Linked DNA regions of Homo sapiens: regions 2 and 3 are each linked to region 1. The links are chromatin contacts, found by Hi-C or POLR2A ChIA-PET in ENCODE. All regions are on one chromosome and are shown on one strand. The core of a region is the stretch at or near the end of the contact, and the rest is flanking DNA. Distances in the headings are between cores, read along the strand shown.

Evidence for each region. A loop is a pair of places that touch in the nucleus more often than their neighbours do. ChIA-PET counts read pairs that join two places held with the same protein, here RNA polymerase II (POLR2A). Pooled maps may share reads with other maps.
Region 2: a loop to region 1 is called in a map with no recorded cell type, with 5 times the contacts of the local background. The contact joins two enhancer-like sites. A Hi-C loop is called at or near these places in 2 of 37 single-sample maps with no recorded cell type and 3 of 50 pooled maps.
Region 3: a pooled map shows a loop between it and region 1 (7-fold over the local background). The contact joins two enhancer-like sites. A Hi-C loop is called at or near these places in 1 of 37 single-sample maps with no recorded cell type and 3 of 50 pooled maps. POLR2A ChIA-PET finds 5 or more read pairs at or near these places in 1 of 52 experiments (CD4-positive, alpha-beta T cell).

The regions. Positions count from the first base shown.
Region 1 is chr2:60,838,584-60,843,190 of GRCh38, forward strand. No RefSeq gene overlaps it. Among named protein-coding and RNA genes, the nearest start is that of REL-DT, 40 kb to the right of the region's middle. RefSeq lists an enhancer at 2,486-2,905. Within about 2 kb of position 2,373, at least 5 of the 41 ENCODE cell types and tissues checked have a DNase peak (open chromatin) inside an H3K27ac peak, as active enhancers do.
Region 2 is chr2:62,304,338-62,308,944 of GRCh38, forward strand. No RefSeq gene overlaps it. Among named protein-coding and RNA genes, the nearest start is that of MIR5192, 100 kb to the left of the region's middle. RefSeq lists enhancers at 947-1,474, 1,475-2,000, 1,566-1,635, 1,676-1,745, 2,466-2,755. Within about 2 kb of position 2,759, at least 18 of the 41 ENCODE cell types and tissues checked have a DNase peak (open chromatin) inside an H3K27ac peak, as active enhancers do.
Region 3 is chr2:62,143,212-62,147,818 of GRCh38, forward strand. It overlaps the pseudogene RPSAP26. Among named protein-coding and RNA genes, the nearest start is that of B3GNT2, 51 kb to the right of the region's middle. Within about 2 kb of position 2,605, at least 3 of the 41 ENCODE cell types and tissues checked have a DNase peak (open chromatin) inside an H3K27ac peak, as active enhancers do.

The DNA of each region.
Region 1 (4,607 bases), core at 1,123-3,622:
ATGACCGTCCACTCTTCATCAAAGCCAGCAATAATACACAAGTCTGTTTCTTTGGGTATTCATTTGCTTAAAAGGCCCCTGTGTCACATAAAACATACCAAATAAATTTGCATGTTTTTCTCTTGTTAATCTGTCTTTTGTTATAGAGCTTTCTCCACTGTAAACCTAGCGATGGGTGAGGAAAAGATATTTCTCCTTATGTTCTCACACAATATTTGAAGCTACTTATTTAAAAAATGCAGCCATAATAGATTGTTAAAACAAGAATGGAAAGCAAAGATCACTTTAAGCAAGAGAAGAGAGAGCTATATGAGAAAACCTAGACTAAGAATATTTCTTAGAATTGAGCTAAAATGCTGGGCGCCGTAGCTCATGTCTGTAATCCTAGCACTTTGGGAGGCCGAGGCAGGCAGATCACTTGAGGTCAGAAGTTCAAAACCAGCCTGGCCAACATGGTGAAACCCTGTCTCTACTAAAAATACAAAAATTAGCCAGGCATGGTGGCGGGCACCTGTAATCCCAGCTACTCGGGAAGCTGAGGCAGGAGAATCACTTGAACCCAGGAGGCGGAGGTTGCAGTGAGCCGAGACCACGCCACTACACTCCAACCTGGGCAATAGAGCGAGACTCCATCTCAAAAAATAAAAAAAGAATTGAGCTAAAATGAAAGTGTCCTGGCAATTTAGGTATCATGAGTTTCATAACTTCACCTTCTTTTCTAAAAAAGGACACACGTGCTTGCTCTAAACTCTAAGAAAGCTGACAGAATCTTTATCCAGGGATGGTGAATGGCAGTAAAATTCTTTTTCACAGATACAGAAATGTCTTTCATGTGTTGATTTCTTACACCTAAATTGTTGTCTTGTGACAGCATTTCTGTGGGGTGCCGAGAAGCTTTGATCTAAGAGTACCCCTTTCTGGTGCTCTAATTCTAATCTGACCGTGGGGGACAGTCGAGAGCAGTGCTTTTCAAGCTCTAATGTGCATCTGAATGACCTGGGGATTCTAAATCAGTCATCTGGGGTGGGGCCTGAGGTCATGCATTTCCAACAAGCTCGAGAGGCTGAAGGCTTAGAGCAGCAGTTCTTAAACCTGAGCATGCATCAGAAACACAGGGGGCCTTGTGAAAATGGGTGGCTGGGCACCACCTCCAGGGTTTTTGATATAGTAGTACTGAGGTAGGCCTCAAGAATTTGCATTTCTTGGCTGGGCATGGTGGCTCATACCTGTAGTCCCAGCACTTTGGGAGGCTGAGGCGGGTGGATGGCTTGAGGCCACGAGTTCCAGATCAGCCTGGCCAACATGGTGAAACCCCACCTCTACTAAAAATACAAAAATCAGCTGGGCATGGTGGCAGGTGCCTGTAATCCCAGCTACTCGGGAGGCTGAGGCAGGAGAATCACTTGAACCCAGGAGATGGAGGCTGCAGTGAGCCGAGATGGAGCTACTGCACTCCAGCCTGGGCAACAGAGTGAGACCCTGTCTCAAAAACAATAAATAAAATAAAGAATTTGCATTTCTTTTTACTCATTCATTTATGAGCAGGGAAGTGGTGGAGTGGGGGCAGTGGGGGGCGGTCTCACTATGTTCCCCAGGCTGGTCTTGAACTCCTGAGCTGAAGAATTCTCCCACCTTAGCCTCCTAAAGCACTGGGATTACAGGCACAAGCCGCCAGGCCTAGCGGAGTTTGCATTTCTTTTCTTTTCTTTTTTTTGAGACGGAGTCTTGCTCTGTCACCCAGGCTGGAGTGCAGTGGCGTGATCTCGGCTCACTGCAAGCTCCGCCTTCCGGGTTCACGCCATTCTCCTGCCTCAGCCTCCCGAGTAGCTGGGACTACAGGTGCCCACCACGCCCAGCTGATTTTTTGTATTTTTAGTAGAGACGGGGTTTCACTGTGTTAGCCAGGATGGTCTCAATCTCCTGACCTCGTGATCCGCCTGCCTCGGCCTCCCAAAGTGCTGGGATTACAGGCGTGAGCCACCGTGCCGGGCCCAGAGTTTACATTTCTAACAAGATCCCGTGTGATACACATTTTAAGAACTGCTGGCTTAGAACATCCCTCATGACTGTGAGTGGTCCCTCACTGGCTTCACATGAAAGTTGATGGTTACAAAATTCAAGATGAAACAACCATGATAGGCCTTCTAAGCAGGTATTTTGTGAGTTTAAATGAAAAGAGATCCACATGCCTTATTTAGATAATGAAGATAAGGATAGCTAACATTTATTAATCTTTTCTCTTTGTAACACACTAAGGGTATAACACACATTATCTCACTTGGCATCTGGCATGGGCAGCAGTGTTGGTGTTTGATGTTTGGCTGAGGAGCCAGACTTGTGTGCGTGCTGGGAGGGGGTGTTTTCGGTGCACTGTTGTGGTCTGCAGAGGTACCTGCATGCCAGGCCAAACTGTCCCTCAGGAAACACCTTTAGATCTAGACTAGCAGACGCTAGAGGCCCGAGTTCTGCTTCACAGAGTCTGCAGGAAATAAATGAAAGAAGTTGAGGGCAGGTGTTAACAATCATCTGTTTCAACCGCAAAAGTACCTGAATATAGAACAGAATTTGTCAAGCCTGGCGCACAGCAGGAGCACCTGGATGCCCGGGACCCATCCACAGAGGGTGTGATTAGATTGGCCTGGAGAGACACCTGGGCACAGGCATTTTTAAGAGCTCCCCAGCCAGGGTTGAGAAACACTGGTACAGGTTTGATTGCAGCAAGATGAATCGGGTTGGCTGAGGAAGGGAAGGGGCAGAGACCAAATTGAACAAAACAAAACATCTATTCCCAGACTGGATCTCTCTTAAGCATTTGCCAAATTGGTTTTGTGCTATCCTTTAGAACAGTGGTCTTCAAATTTAGTATGCATCAGAGTCACCTTGAGGTTTCCTTAAAGCAGATTGCTGGACCTACCCCCAGAGTTTCTAATTTAGCAGGTCTGGGGTGGGCTCAAGAATTTGCATTTCTAACAAGTTCCCAGGTGATGCTGATACTGCTGGTCCCAGAAGCCAGTTTCTTTGCTATTAAGACCTTCATTGCAACATACAGAAGGATGCCTATATTTCTTATTTTCTACTTATTCTCAACTCTTTTTTACTGAAGCAAAAAAATACAAACAAAAGTGAAAACAGGCCGGGCGCGGTGGCTCATGCCTGTAATCCCAGCACTTTGGGAGGTGGATCACCTGAGGTCAGGAGCTTGAGACCAGCCTGGCCAACATGGTGCAACTCCACCTCTACTAAAAATACAAAAAGTAGACGGACATGGTGGCATGTGCCTGTAATCCCAGCTACTCAGGAGGCTGAGGCAGGAGAATTGATTGAACCCAGGACGCAGAGGTTGCAGTGAGCCGAGATGGCACCACTGTACTCCAGCCTGGACGAGAGTGAGATTCCACCTCAAAAAAAAAAAAAAAAAAAAAAAAAAGTGAAAACATGTGAAATCATTCATAATCCGATGATAGCCACAGTAGATGGCTTTTTTTTCCCACATAATACATATGTATGTATACAGATTTTCTTTCAGAAATTATAATGGTCATATGAAGAATGTGTTTGCATCTAGAAAGACATTTGTGCATTATTTCAAGGTCCTTATATAATCTATATAATACACAAAATCTATATAATTTTTGCTATGAGTTTAGAATTATAACAAAGTTTATTTCTTTTGATAATATCTTCAATATTATGTAATAAAAATAACTTTAAAAATCTATATCTAGCTATTTTAACAAATGTTAAAGAGGCCACAGTCTTGTTAAAATGCTATTTAAGTTGAGGTCTAGTGGTATTATTTTGGTAAAACCCCTGATTTGTTAAAATTGTAGTAGGATCTTTTATCAAGCTACATAGCTTGACCCATAAATGTTTTTCATTTATGAAACCAGAATATCTCCACAGAGGAGATCCATAGAAAAAAGAAATCAGAATAAAGTCAGGAGATACTAAAGGGTCTCCACGTTTATAAGCCTTTTCTTAATTGAGAATAGTCGCGAATAGCGAAGACTAAGAGTGGCATGCATTCAGAATTTGTCCCTCACATGTAGGACAAGAGTTAGAAAACCAGCCCACACCACCTGGCAGATGATGGCACAATTGGATGTGGTTGTTTAATTTGTAGGCTAAGAGATTATAGTATTAAAAGGAAGACAGAAAAGAATTTAAACTAGGCCACTACAGTAAAACACAAAAATACAAATGAAGAGACAAAACCTCCACAAAGGACCAGGCAAATAAAAATACCGAAAAGCTGCAACTGTTCTGAATAGTAAGCCTGAAATTAAATTCAGGAATTGCTTAAGGGAGGACGGTCAGGAGCAGCCCCTGAAGGCTGGTGGTAGTCTTCATTCACTACCTCAGGGGAGAAGCCTGTCCTCACTTTCAGAGGTGTGGAGGTGTGGGCCATTCCTGTTGCCTTCCTTCCCTCCCGAAGACAGCCCTGTCCCCCCACCACCTAGAGGCACTTTCAGCAGCACCCAGACACAGTCCTCGATCTTCCCCCTGGGACGGAATGGCACCAACAAAGGAGAGGGCAGTGTTCTCACCCCTGGCTGCACTCCTGAAAACACCTGTCCCGGGCCCCACCCGCAGGCTTCTAATTTAAT
Region 2 (4,607 bases), core at 1,509-4,008, 1.5 Mb after region 1:
CACAACACTCTTCCTTGCCTGCCTTGGGATGACAGACCATGAGGACACCCCTTTCTGTTAGGGGCAATCTCCCTCCTCCCTCCACACCTGAAGGTGTGGTCTGACCCTTTCCCCTCTGAGAAAATAAACCACCATCTTAGTGTCCAGTCTGAGTGTTTTGTTGTCAGAGCCTCAGGCCCGTCTAGGCAGCATTGTTCCCTCCCAGCGCATCGTTACAGCCTTTCCTCCAGCCTGAGGTGAGGAGAGGGTCAGGTCTTCCAACCTCTGGTAACCCCATCTCCCAGGAACAAATGTTGGACAACAAAGCACTCATGTCACCCAGGAGCCAAAGGGCAACCTCAACCAAGATTTTAAAAAATGGACACCTTAGAACATGTGTCTAATTTGTTTGGGGGCGGTTCTACCCATAAACACAATTAATGTTTCCTAACAGGACCCATAATGACTTTGCTCAGAATCACCCCACGTGGGCTTCCTCCAGAACAGCGGAGGCTTCTTGCCTCACAACAGGCGGCCTGCGAATGCTGCCCAACATGGTTAAAATGTGAGCACGCTGGCGGCTGACTCACAGGAAATGGTTCCCAAGGCTATGCCTGAGATAAGGCTGGCTTCTGGAGGCCTCTTTGCAGAGGAACCAATCCCACCCCAACTCCCTGATTGGATAATAAGACTCAGAAGCTCCAGTTCTCCCCTTCCTATGTGGCTTTGCAGGTTCTGTGTCTGACTGGACTGCCACTTTTCTCACGTACCTGTGGTCTGTGCTACAGAACATCCTAGCCACACAAGAAAGGTGGGAGCAGTGGGTGGCTTGAGGCCAACTGAGGTTTCAATCCAGTTCCTCTCCCCTGCCACCTGCCTTACCTGGTGCTACCTCTGCAAACACCACCTGCTGGGACAGTGTGGGTGGGAGGGGCTGGTGAGGAGGATTATTTCCTGTTACTGCCTTGGGGAAGCTGCTGAGGGCATTGCTCACGCCTTTGATCTGGGCATAGAAGGAAGCCACCTGCCCTAGCCAAGGTTTTAGTGCAATGACCAGATGAGAGGCTTCAGGTTACCTCGGGGCCCTGAGTCTGGAATCCAGAGTCACAGAGAATGAGGGAAAGTTGTGGAATCATTGGTGGAGACAGGATTGGAAACCTCTTGCAGCCAGAAAAATCACCATCACAGAGGGAGACTAGAAACCATCTCTGGGCCTGAACCTATCTTTGCTCCCGCCTTTCTTGTGCGGTCAGGTGGTTCTGGGACAGTAACCTCAGGCAGGTGAGAAAAGTGGCAGTGCAGTCAGACAATTCACAGAGGCCAGACGGGACAGGGAGAACTGGAGCTTCTGAGTCTTATTATCCAACCAGCCAGGCAGTGGGGGTGGGCTTCGCTCTTCTCTGCAGAGAGGCCTCCAGAAGCAACCTTATCTCAGGCACAGCTTATGAAGCTCTTTCCTGTGAGCCAGCCACCAGTGTGCTCAAATCTTAACAAACAGCATGACCTTTACTTAATAAAGGCCTGGGGGAAAGCCAGGGCAAGCGTTCCCACTTTAAAGTGCTTCATAAACGACGTGGCACCTGCAGTCACAAGGATGACATGATTAGCCTGCTGTCACCTGAGTCATTTTTTCCAGATGTGGTGAGGGGCAAGGCAGCCAGCTGGTGTCATGGAAAAAGCTCTGGATTCGAGTCTCGGTCAGATGTTGGCTACCCACTCAAACTGCTGCCGTGGCAGCCCTGCCTCCTTGCACGGCCGTTTCACATCTCTGATGTGGGAGATGAAGAGGGGTATGATCCATGCCTGGTATTTTGCAAACAGAATGCATGCATTCATAGATATGAGAGCACTGAAAAAACCCAAGCTCTTGATTCGGCAGCCAGACTGTGTAGGGGGATGTTCACTAGACTTGGTGTTTAAAGACTCAGGTAGGATCCAAGCTAATTCTATTTTTTTTTTTTTTTTTTTTTTTTTGAGACAGAGTCTCCCTCTGTCACCCAGGCTGGAGTGCAGTGGTGCGATTTCGGCTCACCGCAACCTCCACCTCCCGGGTTCAAGCAATTCTCCTTCCTCAGCCTCCCAAGTAGCTGGGATTACAGGCATAAGCCCCCAGCCTGGCTAGTTTTTTGTCTGTTTGGTTGGTTGTTTTTGTTTTTGTTTTTGTATTTTCAGTAGAGATGGCATTTCACCATGTTGTCCAGGCTGGTCTCGGACTCCTGACCTCAAGTGATCCGCCCACTTCAGCCTCCCAAAGTGCTGGGATTATAGGTGTGAGCCACCATGCCCAGATGGATCCAAACTAATTCTTAGTCATGTAAATCTAAGCAAGTGACTTAGTGTCTCCGGATCTCAGTTTTCTCCACTGTGGAATGGAATGGTTATAATCACCCTGCACCCGGCTCTCCTGAGAGGTAGATGAAATCAGATGGGGATGCATGGGAAGTGCTGTGGGGGCGGCGTACTCCGATGTTATTTGATGCTGTCTAAGGTTAAGCCTTCTTATTTGGGCTACTAGGGCAGAGCCCATCTGGGCCTCCCAAGTCCATTCTCTTTCAAGAGAAGAGAGCAGCTGCCAGTTGCCCTGGTAACCCAGACCAGCAGCAGGCTTCCTGCAGGGACTTTCCTGCCCTGGCACAGTTGTCAGTTTCCCTTCTCAACCTTAGCTGAGGCCGAAAGTGTGGTGGAGACACAGGTTTCTCAAGCAGGGCCCTCAGCAGAGCACACCGTGCCCACTGGCATTATTGCCACAACTTCTCCTTGCTTTGTGGAAGAGAATCTGGTTACACATCTTACTGGTTTTTCTGCTTTCTTTCTGTGACTCATCATGTTTGTGAATATTTCAGGTAAACACTTGGAGGGGGCAGCCTTCTTGGCTCAGTTTTCTGCTCTCTGTGTTCTCTGTGCCAGGCTGGTGACCCTCCTCTCTGTGTCCAGCCCCCTGTCCCCTGGAAATAGGTAAGGCATCTGAGATTGCTGGCTGCCTCGTCTGTCTTCAGCCAGGACCTGAGGGGTTTGTCTCTGTAGCAGTGGAGTTCATTCACTGCTATCCTTTGTGAAGAGTGGAAGCTGCCCATTTCTCCCCTGCCCTTCCTGACAGGAAACTAGCACTGGCTGAAATTTCTCCAGGGCTGACCTGCCTCTCGGTGTCCTGGTCCCATGTTCAATATAAAAGTCCTATGAATCGCCACAGTCTTCAGGAGTAACACTTCCTATTCCCAGAAAGTCAGGACCAGCCTGGGAGGACTTCGCACCTTCCTGGGATTTGCTCTTTTGACCATCCCCTATCTGTTTTCCTGTAATTATCTGCTGTGAAACTTACAAAACTAAAATGCCATGAGTGCTTATCTACGGGGCAACCAAAAAAGAGAAGGCCTTGAACCTGAGTCCCTCTGTACATGTGGGTTTCTATGAGGGGTGGGTAGGCACTGCCTGATGAGGGGGCAAGAAAGCCTAGAGCTGACAGGGCACCAGGGAGGGGCCGAGGAGCCTGCCTAGCAAGGAGACCTGTGGGCGAGTCCCTGATCTGTGCCAGCCAGGAAGTTGTAGAAGGCAGGGAGCAGTTGCCATGCTTATGTGATTCTTGTAGGAGTGGTCCCTGAGATTAGTTGGAAAGGCCCTTTATCAAGGATCGGAGCGCTATCCAAACTCTTGGTTCACAGGAATAATAAGTGTAAAAGCATGTAACATCCCTCGTAGCTGTCCTTTATCGACGTTTCCTCTGTGCCCTGCCTTATCTCATGCTCATGTTAAACCTGGGAGGTGGTAGTTTTATCATCACCATTTTACAGAAAAGGAAAACCAAAGAGCAACCACGTGGGCTAGGAATGTCGCATCCGAGTGGCTTTTACAGAAGCGTGCTAGATGCCAGGTGCCCTGCAAGGTGCTTTCCCAAGTACCATCTGGAATCCTCAGAAGAGGTCTGTGGGGTAGGCTCTATTATCCCTGCTTTATAGGTGAGGCCCATAAGGTCTGCAGAAGGTGATGTGCCCAGGGTGTGAGTGCAAGTCTGTCTGTCAACCCCGCTGCAGCTTTCTGCAGCACAGAAAGCTGGTCCAGCTCTTCAACTGGTTAGAAGGCTGGTTAGAAATCAGCCACAGGTCCCTGTCACATCCCAGACCATCACAGACCTCCGTGCTGCTGGAGGATGGCAACCTGCTCTTGACTGGCTCTCCCACCCTCTAATCCCTAAGCAGGCCTGAGAGAGAGGAAGGAAAAGGGAACACCTGGCCCAACAAGGGGCTTGGACCCGGGTCACCTGTACCTACCATGTTTACTTGCACAGTCTCCTCACCTTCTGTACTTATTCTGAGGGTGCATGAGCTTGGCCATTATAAACCAAGGAGACAAACTTATTTATTAGCTGCTGTGAGTCCTACTCTGTGCCTTTCCTGCTCACAAAATCTCTGTGAGGCAGAGAGCAATCCCCATTCCACAGAAGCAGGAATTGAGATAGAGGGGTCACGAATGAACCTCCCGGGTTCAAGCAATTCTCCTGCCTTGGCCTCCCGAGCAGCTGAGATTACAGGCATGCACCACAATGCCTGGCTAATTTTTTGTATTTTTAGTGGAGATGGGGTTTCACCATGTTGGCCAGGCTGGTCTCGAACTCCTGATCTCAAGTGATCTGC
Region 3 (4,607 bases), core at 1,355-3,854, 1.3 Mb after region 1:
TTCATTTTTTCCTGGAGCCCCAGGCTGACCCTGGTTTGGCTGGCCAGGGTGGGACTAAAGGTGAGGCTCCAAATCATCTGGGTACAGGCGGACCACATAGACCAAGAAAGTGCCTTTCAAACTGCCACATTTGTAATCCTAGCTACTCAGGAGGCTGAGGCAGGAGGATCCTTGAGCCCAGGAGTTCAAGACCATCCTGGGCAACATATTGAGACCCCATCTTGAATGAATGAATGGTGCCTTTCCCCAGACTTCCTTTGAATTGAAAGAAAACAAGTCACTTCATAAGTTACTTTATGAACCATTAAAACTGGATACAGCCATTTGCTGGGTGGCGTACCACCGCTTCAAATATCACTTATAGGGAATTTAGGGAAAAATCTTTTCCCCTAATATCAGGAAGTTTAAAAATAAGTAACCAGATAATCTGGGGCCAGGAGCATGTAGTGGGAGAGTTATCAGGCCCACCCAGTTCCCTGAGACAGGTGGAAAAAACTGACCCTTCTCTTCATCAGTTCTTATAGATGTAATTTCAACAAATGGGAAAGGATAATGCAAAACCCTTCCTTGTCCCTGTACACATGGGGAAGAGTTGAACAAAATGCTAGGGGAATTTGGCTCTGAAGGTCCCTGAATAGCTTGAGAGCTCTCACTGGGGACCCATCCCTGGGAGAATCAACTTGCATCACCTTTGGGCAACCACCCCTGGAACCATAACAGAAGGGGCAAGACCAAGCAAGTCCCTATTGCCTTGAGTGAGTCCTGGAAGAAAGTGGTTACTGGGGTAACCACAGCCTGTGCCATTCTTTACAGCCCAAATGCCATCCCTAGTTTTGCACCTAGAAGTTTAGCCATTAATTGTGTTCATAGATTTAGGGGTCCATGTGCATGTTTGATACTTTAGGTATATTGTGTGATGCTGACATTTGGCATATGAATGATTCTGTCACCCGGGTAGTGAACATAGTACCCAGTAGTTAGTCTTTCAACCCCAGTAGTCCCTAGTAGCTATTATTGCCGTCTTTATGTCTATAAGAATCCACAGTTTAGCTCCCACTTGTAACATGTGGTATTTGGTTTTCTGTTCTTGCATTAATTTGCTTAGGATAATGGCCTCCAGCTGCATCCATGTCGCTGCAAAGGATACGATTTTATTCTCTTTTATGGCTGTGTGATTTTTTCCCCCCCAGCTATTCTGGGAGCTACTCTCTTTAGGGTACCTTCGCATATGTAGTACGTTTTTCTCCTGTTAATCTGTGTATTGTCAGTTGATTCACAGGCCACCGACCAATTGGACCTAAATTGGTAGAGAAGTTTTTTCTCCCAACAGTTTATATAAATTTAGTTTATTAATTTTAACTGCTGCATAGTGTTCCATTTAGAATAGGCTGGAGGTTTTTGTTTTTGAGTTTCCTATTATAAACCAAAAACAAAATTCTAATCTCCCCAACCAACTGAATGTACCCCCTCAGCCAAGGGGATCCCAAAAAAAACCTGAAAAAGTTCAGGCCATGACAGGAAGAGGGGTGGTTAGAAGTTCAGGCCATGACAGGAAGAGAGGGGGAAGGTCTCATTATATACCCTTCTCTTTTTGGAGTTTAGACCCAACTGACCAGCATTAACATTAAAACAGAGATTTTAAGACCGACAAAACAGACTCTTTGTAGCAATAAGATCAAATTCCAACCTGACTCTGATGTAACATCTCATGACAGACAGCAGGCCCGGAAGGAGATCAGAATATTTTACCCCAAAATATATTTCTTCGACATACTTTGAATGGCCCTGCAAAGCTGTCCCTTGTGGGGGAAATTTGCATTTTTTTAGAGAATCTCCTTCCTCTACTAGGTTTTTCCACAGAGTTTGACACCTTTTAGGTCAGATAAGAGACTGTCACATCTATTATCTCTGAAGCTTGTTCTTTGGAGGTTTCACCTACATGACAAAAACCTTGGCTTCCAAAACATTCCCCCCTTACCATAACTCAAGCTGACTTCAACTCTTCACTCAGAGCTTAACTCTTTGAACCAACTGCCAGTCAGGAAATCTCTCAATCCACCTGTGACCTAGAAACAGCCCCCAACTCCCACTTTGAGATGTCCCCCTATTCCAGGCCAAAACCAATGTATACCTTCCATGTATTGATTTATGTCTTTGCCCATAACTTCTGTCTCCCTAAAACCAAGCCGCAATCCCACCATCTTGGGCACATGTTCTCAGGACCTCCTGAGGCTGCAGCATGGGCCACGGTCCTTAACCTTGGCAAAGTAAACGTCTTAATCAATTGAGACCTGTCTCAGATGCTTTTTGGTTTACACTATCAATGAGTGGGTTTTTAGGTTGTCTTCAATTTTCCATTGCAAATAATGCTGCTGTGAACATCCTTGAACATGCATCCCTGTTTACATGTACAAATATATCTTAGAAAACAGGAATACTGTATCATGGGTTATGTGCTTTTTCTTTCTTTCTTTCTTTTTTTTATTGTAGACACTGTCAAATAGACTTTAGAGTACTAATAAATGTTTAACAACCAGTCTTCCAAAAAGAGGAAGTGGGGCTGATTTGTAGCATTTGCCAATTTCCATGGTGTGAATTCTTCCACCATGGCCGATTTCAAACTACTAATGAGACATGAATGCACAATCAGCTCTGTTAGCTGGTATGAAGTGGCTCCAGCATAGTTCTCAGAATCTCTCAAACTCAGAATGCATATAAATATTGGCAAATAGCCCTCTAAAGTAGCCCAACCAATGTATACTTTCACAAGCAGTGTATGAGAATATCTACAGTCATGCTCCGCGTAACGATGTTTCAGTCAATGACAGATGACATGTGTGACAATGGTCCCATAAGATTATAATGGAGCTGAAAAATTCCCATCACTAGTGTCATAGCACATTATTTATGTGTTTGTGGTGATGCTGGTATAAATAAACTACTGCACTGCCAGTCATATAAAAATATAACACAATTATGTGCAATACATAATACTTGATAATAAGTGTGTTACTGGTTTATGTACTTACTATACTGTGCTTTTTATCTTTTAAGTATACTCTCTACTTATTAAAAAAAAAAAAAAGTCCTTTCCACGCTACCTGCAGAGGGGTCCATACGGCGTTGTTCTGGATTCCCATCGTAACTTAAAGGGAAACTTTCACAATGTCCGGAGCCCTTGATGTCCTGCAAATGAAGGAGGAGGATGTCCTTAAGTTCCTTGCAGCAGGAACTCACTTAGGTGGCACCAATCTTGACTTCCAGATGGAACAGTACATCTATAAAAGGAAAAGTGATGGCATCTATATCATAAATCTGAAGAGGACCTGGGAGAAGCTTCTGCTGGCAGCTCGTGCTATTGTTGCCATTGAAAACCCTGCTGATGTCAGTGTTATATCCTCCAGGAATACTGGCCAGAGGGCCGTGCTAAAGTTTGCTGCTGCCACTGGAGCCACTCCAATTGCTGGCCGCTTCACTCCTGGAACCTTCGCTAACCAGATCCAGGCAGCCTTCCGGGAGCCACGGCTTCTTGTGGTTACTGACCCCAGGGCTGACCACCAGCCTCTCATGGAGGCATCTTATGTTAACCTACCTACCATTGCGCTGTGTAACACAGATTCTCCTCTGCACTATGTGGACATTGCCATCCCATGCAACAACAAGGGAGCTCACTCAGTGGGTTTGATGTGGTGGATGCTGGCTCGGGAAGTTCTGCGCATGCGTGGCACCATTTCCTGTGAACACCCATGGGAGGTCATGCCTGATCTGTACTTCTACAGAGATCCTGAAGAGATTGAAAGAGAAGAGCAGGCTGCTGCTGAAAAGGCAGTGACCAAGGAGGAATTTCAGGGTGAATGGACTGCTCCAGCTCCTGAGTTCACTGTTACTCAGCCTGAGGTTGCAGACTGGTCTGAAGGTGTACAGGTGCCCTCTGTGCCTATTCCCTACTGAAGACGGGAGCGCTCAGCCTGCCACGGAAGACTGGTCTGCAGCTCCCACTGCTCAGGCCACTGAATGGGTAGGAGCAACCACTGACTGGTCTTAAGCTGTTCTTGCATAGGCTCTTAAGCAACATGGAAAAATGGTTGATGGAAAATAAACATCAGTTTCTAAAAAAAAAAAAAGTTAACTGTAAAACAACCTCAGGCAGGTCCTTCAGGAGGGATTCCAGAAGAAGGCAGTGTTATCATAGGAGATGACAGCTCTATGCGCGTATTGCCCCTGGAGACCGTCCAGTGGGACAAGATGTAGAGGTGGAAGACAGTGATATTGATGATCCCGACCCTGTGTACACCTAGGCTAATGTGTATTTGTGTCCTGGTTTTTGACAAGAAAAAATTAAAAAGTAAATAAATTTTTAAAAATTTTAATAGGAAAAAAGCTTACAGAATGAGACTATAAAGAAAATATTTTTATACAGCTGTACAGTGTGTTTGTGTTTTCAGATAAGTGTTATTAAAAGAGAGCCAAAAAGTTAATTACAGTGAACTAAGGTTAAATTTATTGAAGAAAAATTTTTTAATTTAGTGTAGCATAAGTGTATAGTGTAAAGTCTACAGTAGGGTACAGTAATGTCCTAGGCCTTCACATTCACTGACATCTCACAC